Linked DNA regions of Homo sapiens: region 2 is linked to region 1. The links are chromatin loops, found by intact Hi-C in ENCODE. Cell type or tissue: Caco-2. All regions are shown on one strand.

Region 1 (5,000 bases):
CAACAGGGTCCCATCAAACTTAACAACACAGGAACTTACATTTTAGAGTGTTTTGCCAGGAAAAAGAACTGAAGTACAGGTTATGAAGCACACTAACTTTTGATTCATTCCCTGAGTCAGGAGGAAGACAAGTCATAGAGAAGAGTTACGAGAGCTCTTCAACGTTATGGGGTGTTTTTTTTTTTTTTGTTTTCCCAAGCTCCCCTGAATTGAGAACAGGTAGATAATTTGTGTTACAAGGTAGACACAGTGCCTGAGGACACGACATGCCTACCAGTCTCATGTTCCACAAATACTTTAGAAATATTAGAGAGGTAATTAAAAGTAAGATCACAATGATAACGTTAGTTTTGTACCTGCCAATAGGGGATTGTCTATTCTTTTATTTGAATTTTTTATTTTACAACTTTTATTTTTGAGACGGAATCTTGCTCTGTTGCCCAGGCTGGAGTGCAGTGGCCCGATCTCAGCTCACTGCAAACGCTGCCTCCTGGGTTCAAGCAATTCTCATGCCTCAGCCTCCCAAGTAGCTGGGATTACAGGTGTGCACCATCACGCACGGCTAATTTTGTATTTTTAGTAGAGATGAGGTTTCACCATCTTGGCCAGGCTGGTCTTAAACTCCTGGCCTCAAGTGATCCACCTGCCTCGGCCTCCCAAAGTGCTGGGATGAGAGGTGTGAGCCACCAAACCCGGCCTATTTTACAACTTTTTAAATCTGATAATATCAGATATTCATATATACTACAAACAACTGAGACTCAAAAAAGTTTCAAGTGGAAATACAAAATCCTTTGTCATTCTAACACCATATTTCCCACCAGTATTGGTATATCCTTTATTTTCTTAAAGATCCACCACTGGAATCATGCCATGGATATAGTATTGTATGCTATTTTGTCCCCCATTTAAAGTATTTCTTCAGGTAATTAAATGTTCTTCAAACTTTTGAATTTTAATAGCTCTGCTGCATTTCATCACACAGACGTATCACCCTTACTGTGGCAAATCCCAGAGTGTTGAACATTTAGGTTGCTTCCCCATTTTTGCTAACGTAAATAAATACCACAGTGAGTGACCATCCTTATTTACTTACAAATCATCACATAAAACTAAAACAATGGAATTGTTAAGGTTTGGGTATTAAAAGAATAAAAGGAGTAAAAGGGGAAAGGATCAGTAGACTTAACCACATAAACTCAAACACAGAAACTTAACCACATAAACTCAAACACAGAAAAGGCATCCCACAAAAATAAATAGCAGGACAACAAACTGGGAGAAACTCTGGGTTTCTTAAGAATCTTCTTGGCAAATCTTGGAACAAGCCCACTTACACTGGTGATTATGAGATTAGTTATCTGGAGGCCAAGGTGGTTTTGGCCTCTGAGATGTTTACTGATTGGCCATTTACTAATACTCCCAATCTTCTTGTTTATCATATGGCTAGAAAGAATCTTAAAAGATAATCCGATCCTCTGAGAACCTTTTAGGGCTGTCTGTTCTAAACCATTTTAGACAGATGGGAGTCCCTAGTGTTTTTTAAGGTCTCTAGATAAGCAGATTCCAAAACTTCTTTTGATAACCATTCCGGAGTTTAAGAATCTTACTGTCAGGAAATTCTTTCTTTTATCTAACTTAAATCCTGCATGCTTTAGTTTAAACCTATTTCCTTCCACTCCCTTTCCCTCACTTAAGAGGAGGATGGAGACCATCTGATCACCACCCTTCATAGCATGACTCTTCATATAAACAACACTAACAATGGATTATTGTATTTCTTCTTAGCTTTCTCTTCTCTGGACGAAATAAGGCTGGCATCTTCAATTTTGGAGATTGTATGTCCTAAATGATTAATTTACAAATCATTTAATCGTCCTCACTGCATTCTTTTGAAATGTCTTCAAATTTTACAAGTTTTAACACAGCTCCAATCATTCTTGAAGATGCAAGGCACTATTTGAAGGTATCAGTAGAAATTTTAGAGTGGAGGTCGTCTTTCTAGAAGCCACTGCTTTTACCAAGAAGAAACTTTAAAAGAGTTCAGACTCCTTGGTAGACAAAGATATTGGGGGCTGTTCAGCACAGGTTTTGTTTTTACAGCTTCCCAGACCTAAGTGTGATGATTCAGCTTCCGCTCCCTTAGGACATCTGTGGCAGCAACTAAAAGCTAGGCCCAGTTATTGCTGCTGACACCTGTGGCGGTACAGCATCACCAGTTATTAGTGGGAAGGCACATGGCCTGGAGGCCACCTAAAATGCCCCCAGGTGCAGAGATACAACTTCAAAGGTTGCAGAATTCAAATGCTTGGTGCCTGAGTGCCTGATATCTTGGCTGCTCTGTCCACTGAGGTTCAGTCACAGTTAAAGAAAAAAAAAAGTGTGAATTTAGGCTTGAGAGGAGACAGATTTGAGTGTCATCTGTATGCTGACAGGTAGCATGATAAGATAAAGCAATACCCTGCAAGTTAAGAGAGCTGTGTTCTGGCATTAGCTCTGTCCCTCAGTCACGATGTGACATTTCTATTCCTCTGGGTCCCCACATGTAAAATGCAGTGAATTACAGAATCTTTTAAACTCGTCAGAAAAAGACACTTCATAAATATAAGCTGCTGTAATAACCACTGAGAGAACAAAACATTAGGTTGTCATCGAATATAAGTAGGAAATTCTTTACCTCTGTCCATGTAAGCACTGCACAGCAAATTTGAGAGCTGAGTCAACACTTGATTATTAGTCTATTGAGGTTATTCAGGAAAAATTTAAAATTCTAACTCCTTCAAACAAAGCGCTATGGGCTGTCTCCACTTTCCATCAGTGTATGGGTGCTTATGGAATGTAAAGCTAATTTTAATGTTTCCTAAGTTGAATTAGGAAAGAAAAAAATTGGTTTAAAGTAACCCACAGAGCTCTAGCCAACATAAATATGGATAATGGATGGATGGATGAATGGATGGATAAACGGATGGATGGATGAGTGGGGGGATAGATGGGTGGGTGGGTAGATAGATAGGATAAATGGATAATCTTTTGCTTTGGCTGATTTTGTCACTGATTATCTTCAACAGGGTATAAGAGCTGACTGCTTTATGTGGTCATGTAACCTATACCCTTCTCCAAAATAATTGGAAAGATCCTATTTCCAACACTACTGAATTGGCACCCTGTGATTCACATGTGTGGCGATATAGGCAGTTGTCATTTTTCTTCAACAGAGTTTATTAATTTATTCATCTGAAGCCTATCTTAAATTCATCAGTGTGAATAATAAAAGGAAAGTAAGAAATGACTTGAGTCCCAACACGCTATGCTTGGAATGCCTTTCCTTCCATAAAGATAAATGCCAGCTGTTGTCTCCAACATGCCTGGGCACAAAGATTAAGTCCCCAAAGAAGATACATTTAATGGAAGCAAACTATTATTAAGATAAGGGTTTTTCTTTGTAAATAATCTCAGTGGTGTTTTCCCTTTCCTGTAGATTAGAAAAAAAAAAAAAAAAGGAAGGTTGGGTGGATATGGCCCTGATGTGACACTTGGAGGGCAGAGAGAAAGGGAAGACAGCAGGCCTGTGTCTGTAAACGGATTCGATGCTGTGTGTTTTGTGGCAGAAAGAACATCATGACCTGCCAGGCTACAGCAGATTTTCTTTTCTTTCTTTTTTTTTTTCTGAGACGGAGTCTCGCTCTGTTGCCCAGGCTGGAGGGCAGTGGTGCGATCTTGGGCAATCTTGGCTCACTGAAATGTCTGCCTCCTGGGTTCAAGCAATTCTCTGCTTCATCCTCCCAAGTAGCTAGGATTACAGGCGCCTGCCACCATACCATGCCCAGCTAATTTTTTTTTTTTTTTTTGACACGGAGTTTTACTCTTGTCTCCCAGGCTGGAGTACAATGGCACTATCTCAGCTCACTGCAACCTCCGCCTCTTAGGTTCAAACAATTCTCCTGCCTTAGCCTCCCAAGTAGCTGGGATTACAGGCGCCTGCCACCATGCCTGGCTAATTTTTGTATTTTTAGTAGAGACGGGGTTTCACCATCTTGCCCAGGCTGGTCTTGAACTCCTGACCTCGTGATCTACTCGCCTTGGCCTCTCAAAGTGCTGGGATTACAGGCGTGAGCCACCACACCCGGCTGTACAGCAGATTTTCTAAGAGAGGCCTTGGGGTAAAAAAGACTTAAAAACTACCAGTGGAGTGAGCAACCTTCCATGCTTCTTGAGAAATTATTACATGTGAGTAGGTATTGTAATTAAACTAATTGTAGGCCTCCATTATTGTAGTCACAGCCACTTGACATTCTTACCTAGCTGTTAAGTGTCTTTGTTACCAGAACCCATGTTAAGTGTTGTGGGAATTTGTGGCCCCTCTTGAGGCATCCACACACTTCATTTAAGCATACTCCAATTGTCAATAAAAATCACACCCTGCCTTGTAATACGATATTCAAGAGTTGTGAACAAAATGAATCTTAGAGATTTTTAAGAGGACTAATGCCTTGAGCTTCCACACAAATAAAAGATGGAGAGGATTAAAGCCTGGGAGATTACCAGCCCAGGCCAACCTTGCTTGGCAGGCTGGAACCTGAGAATGTGGCTGCATCAAAATGCAAAACAAATGCTGTTTGTCACCTGTAACAAGGAGGACTCAGATGTAATTTCTAGGCTTGAGTAATAGGGGACAAAGGAAACAGTACACTAGGGAATGCCATTTCTCTTATCTACGTCAAGACTAACAAAAAAGAGGAGGAGAATCCGAAAATGAGTGGTTCTCTAGGAAGTGCATATAGGAAGTCACTAAGCTATGGGACTTCAGAGTCTTGAAGCTCTGTTCCAAGTTTATTTAGCTTTGAACACGTCTAAGTGTTTTTACGCTTGGAATAAAGTCAATAGACAAATGCAAAATATGCTTCTTTATCCTGTTACTCTGGCATGGTTGATTACTTAGGGATCTCTAGGAATTCCTTATTTCAACTTCATTTTAGAACTGACAGATGCAGTCGCTGGGT
Region 2 (5,000 bases), 57 kb before region 1:
AATAGAAGCTACAATTAGGTCACTATAATTATCCTTTGTTCCAGAGAACAGGCTCAGTTTCTTCAGCTTTTCCCTATCAATGCAGTTTTAAAGCTACAAGCTGTACCTGGTCAGGAACAATGTGAGTTTACTATTATTATTATTATTAGTAGTAGTAGTATTAAAATTATTATACTGAACAGCCAATACAATGTTACATGCAATCTTTGTGATCAATGTTTCATTTTTTCAACAAAACTATTTTAACTGCATTAATATTTTTCACCATTGCCTCATTCCTCTCTGGGTGTCTATAATATTTTCTAAACGATCTCCTTCAGTACCGCCCATTTTTCTTGTCAGCCTAAACCAGATCTGACATTGTAAGGGAACTAGATTGATGGGATAATTTATCACTTTTCTTGATATAAATAAAAAAATAATACATATATTTCTGTACAGTAAATTTGACATTCTATAATACTGACATGCAAATTTTTTAATGTCATTAATTGACTCTTTGTTTATGTTTTCCTCTGTGCACACACAAATAACACGGTGAATTCTTCATGGTTTGCAGAATCCAATATGTGGATATTGTGCTTATACAGTCCATGGTTTGCCAAAGATCATGGAGCAAAGGGCATGTTGATGTTCTTTTTCTCTAAATCCTAAATGCTCATTAAAGTAAGTCAAGGCAGTAGAGTTTGGGAAGCTTCTGAGAGTCAGGCGTGGACTCAGAACATCCTAATTCTAGAGAATCCTGAAAAGTTAACTGGTTCTTTGTCTAGGTGGGATGACCACAGAAAAGACTTCCATATCCTACATGGCCTGGAACCAAGCACATTCCCCAAATCAAATGTTGTTGTTTTTTTTTTTTTTTTTTACACCGAGTCTATTTCATATTCTAAACTAATGGGATTTGCAATTCCTACCTACGAGTTGCATTTTTTACAATGCCAAATGGCAAGATCCTTGAGTATCTTTCCATTGCTACTAAACACTGCCATTTCAAGAAAACTGCCCTTGAAGGCTCTCCAACTATTGCAATTTACATTTTCCCTAAATTTATACCTTTCCCAGACCCATTAAGCCTTTCCCATTGCTAATGCACTGAGTTCCTGTAATTTCTATTCTCATAATGTAGACAAGTTTCTCAGAAATGCTTAGTAAACATTTTTAGCTTTCCTTAGAAAATTAGCCCCAAAGAGAGGTGGGGATGTGACGGGGAACAACCTACAGAGTGCTTATGATATTCTCTGATAACAACTAATTCCTTTATAACAATCCTAGACAGTCCCCCTACAAAAGGTGTCATTAGTGTTGAAGACATTAAATGATGTTCCCTAGGCTGCTGGCCAAACTAACACTGAAGAAAGAGCTGTAAGAATCTGCCCCTGGGGGAGCCCTGCCGGTTGGATAAAATTTGTAACTTGTTGATGTGCTTTATTCTTATTGCTAATGACATTTGTAAGTGGCAAGAAGTAGCCTTTATTTTATTTATATTCTCCCAGTTTATATTTGCCCACTTTTTGTAGCACAGACCAAAGCAGAAAGCAAACTAAGTTTTCTGTATTAAAATTTTCTGGAGCACAGCATTGTTTAACCCTAGGGACTGCCAAGGGTTATACCTGAAAACTAAACGACAGGCCCTCGGTGCTTATCATTATCTGGAAAAGAATGAGGATCAACCCCTTCTGTTGAATGTCTGGGGTATTGTAAGCTACATAAACTTCCTGAAGAGGAAACAGGAAAAATAAAGAGAATAAAAGGAAACTAACTACATTTCCTTTCCTTTCCCTTTAAACCTTTCTTTTCTTTCCATTCTGTCACCTGGAATTTCACACCTGGCTGGTGCACTCCTGGACAAGTCTTTGATCTTTATCTCTCAAAGCCGACTCACATAAAAATGTGCTGAAGCATGGGGATCACGGCTGTCCACACAGCATGTGCTGCTCTATTTCCTTTGTTTTCTTGGCCCTAAATGCCACACTTCCCAAGGCCCTGGACACTCATCCCCAGGTTACATAGAGTCTTCATTAAATGAACTCTGGGATCATGAAAAGCTCTAGAAGTACCACCGACTTCCACAGAGCCCGGAAAAACCACCTTAAGTATAGAACCATGACTATACCTAGGACAGGGATAAACACAGACCCTTCATACCTGAGGTTTCCATCTAGTTCAAAGGTATAGGGCACTCATATTCTGAAAAGTCACGTTCTCTGCATCATAGAGAGTTTAAAAAGACACAGAGGGTACAGTCTTTTCCCTCCTATCCAACTCACGCAGAAGGCTTTAAACAGGTCAGCAAAAATATTGTATTCAACTACAGTATTTTCTTTTTTAAAAACTTTTAAGTTCAGGGGTACAAGTGCAGGTTTGTTAAATAGATAAATCTGTGTTATGGGCCTTTGTAGTACAGATTATTCCATCATCCAGGTATGAAGCCTAGTACCCATAAGCTATTTTTCCTGATCCCCTCCCTCCTCCTATCCTCCATCTTCCAAAAGGCCCCAGTGTGTGTTGTTCCCCTCTATGTGTTCTCATCATTTAGTTCCCACTTATAAGTGAGAATATGTGGTATTTGGTTTTCTGTTCTGGTGTTAGTTTGCTAAGGATAATGGCCTCCATTTCCATCCATGTCCTTGCAAAGGACACGATCCTGTTCTTTTTTATGGCTGCAGAGTATTCCACGGTGTATAGGTATCACATTTTCTTTATCCAGTCTACCACTGATGGGCATTTATGTTGATTCCATGTTGTGAATATTATTCCATGTCGTGAACCCTATTGTGAATAGGGTTGCAATGAACATATGTAAACCACAGTATTTTCTATGGTGCTTATTAGGCTTGCCATTTTTGGCTTCTTAAGATGGGACTTTGTTCTGGAGAAACCATATAGAATATTCTCACATGTCCAGGCATATGCCAAGAAATGGGGCATGTCAGCCAATTTGGTTTGATTCCAACATTTATTGAGTATTTACTAAGTACTTAGAACTGCACTAGGCTAGATGAAAAGGACCAGGGACACATGAGTATCAGGTGAAAGAACCACAGGCTTGTCCGTCAGGTCTGCAAACTAAGGTCCCCTCCTACCTCCAAAAGGATAGTGATAGGGTCTTCCTTAACAGGGGTCCAAGCCTGAGGTGAGCATCCTCATCATCTGGTCTTCCTCCCTCTACCGCATGCACACTGAGGACACAGCACTGGCTGGGCCAACATTTGCCTTAGGCAATCGCCGCTCAGCAACCATCAGAGAAGGTCCAACAAGCTAATCCAGATGATGTCTGCTGTGTCTATGGTGATTCTGTCAGACTGTTGTGCAGTTAGGGCACAAGATGACTACCAGGAATGACCTCATTCCTACTCCACTGGATGTCGAGGAGAAAGGTTCTACCATGGCCATCAGTTCAAACCTGGGTGTCAAGGAGTATGAAGGAGGCTTTTATAGACGACCATATGCTACTTGCACATAGTTTTGAGAACTACAATGAGGATGTTTCATTTGTTAGGATAGGCAATGACTGTTTGTCCATGGGAGCCTACTGTCTGATCTACCCTCACTGTCCCTTCACCAAGCTATTCTTTTCAGGGCCTATTCTCAGTCCTGACCATGGCATTCCATCACTCAGCTGGCTCCCTATTCCTTGGCCTACCTAGTGGCCCTTTGCTCCAGGTTTTGCCTATAATTACCATAGGAAATCTCTTCATGTTTGAAAAGAGACTTGTTTTATCTCCTATGGGAACTGCAAATTGCTAATGGATCCATAAAATGTTGGAAAAAAGGGAAGAATTGGCATTTTTTTTATTGTGGTTAGCAGGGTACTGCAGAGGTCTAAGTTTTAGATGTGGGGAAACATCCTTCAATTACCTGCATGACTAAGATTTAGATTTTATTCAGGCTCTATGTAACCACAGTAAGGAAACATACTTTTTAAGAGGGAGGCAAGGTGTGGCCAGATAGCTCCCTTCATGGAGAATCTAGTCATTAAACAGCAGCCCAGACAATCTCTTAAACAGTAAATATTTAACTGTTTCTCTGCTTATAACACTTTCATGTCTTCCTTTAACACTTAGATAAAATCTAAGCTCCCTACGATGATCTGTGACGCTATCCACTCGGTCACCGCCTCCTCTGTGACTCTGGCTTATGCCACGCTCTCCCTTAGTTATTCAACTCCAATTACAAAGCTTTATTTGCCTCAGGCCTGATTAGCTCTTGCAGTTCTTTCTGTCTGAAATCGACTTCTTGTGACTGGCTCATCGCTGAGATTGAATCTTGGCATCTTAGGCATTCTTCCCAGCCCCATCTTTCTATCACATTGCTCTAGTTTATTTTCTTCATACTCCTATCATTACTTGATTTTATCTTTTTTATTTATCTGTTTACAAGAATGGAATCTTCATGGAAGCAGCGTCCTTGTTTGACTTGTCTATTGATAGAACTCCAATATCTAGCACAGTGCCTGGCAGACAGTAGGCACTCAATAATGTGATGATGGAAACAGACAAAGCAAGGTCTGAGAGAGAAGGCCAAGTGACAACGGAAGCAGAGATTGGAGAGATGCACTTTAAAAATGGCAGAAGGAGCCATGAGCCAGGAACATAGGCAGCCAAGTAAAAGCCAATGACAATGAGTCTGCAAAAGGAATCAGCTCAGTTGACATCTTGACTCTAGCTCAGTGAAACTAACTTCAGAATTATGGCCTCCAAAACGTTAAGAGAATAAATTTATGTTGTTTTATGATACCAAGTATGTGGTAATTTGTTACAGCAGCAATAGAAGACTAATGCTGATTATGAATGAATGGAACTGATGATGAGACCTAAAGAGAAGTATTTAGGTATGCACTATTTTCATTCACAGCCTTGGTCAATATGTCATTGCTCATCTTTCCTGCAATGTGGAAATATGAAAGATGAAACCTCAGACCCTATAACATATGAAGAGAAAAAACAAATTCTGGCAGCTTTTCTACTGTGTGTCTTGAGGAGATTAAAAATGGAATACAG

Evidence for each region. A loop is a pair of places that touch in the nucleus more often than their neighbours do. Peaks named below come from ENCODE experiments on the same cell type or tissue, not always from the same donor. Only the 100,000 strongest peaks of a DNase experiment are listed, where the experiment ranks them.
Region 2: a loop joins it to region 1, with 2.8 times the contacts of the local background. A loop is called at or near these places in 1 of 110 quality-filtered maps.

Annotation. Positions count from the first base shown.
Region 1 is chr2:205,364,049-205,369,048 of GRCh38, reverse strand. The region is part of intron 18 of PARD3B (par-3 family cell polarity regulator beta); the gene reads right to left. Among named protein-coding and RNA genes, the nearest start is that of NRP2, 320 kb to the left of the region's middle. In Caco-2, no CTCF peak of the experiment used is centred here; a DNase peak (open chromatin) is centred at 2,248.
Region 2 is chr2:205,421,416-205,426,415 of GRCh38, reverse strand. The region is part of intron 19 of PARD3B (par-3 family cell polarity regulator beta); the gene reads right to left. Among named protein-coding and RNA genes, the nearest start is that of NRP2, 260 kb to the left of the region's middle. In Caco-2, no CTCF peak of the experiment used is centred here; a DNase peak (open chromatin) is centred at 1,895.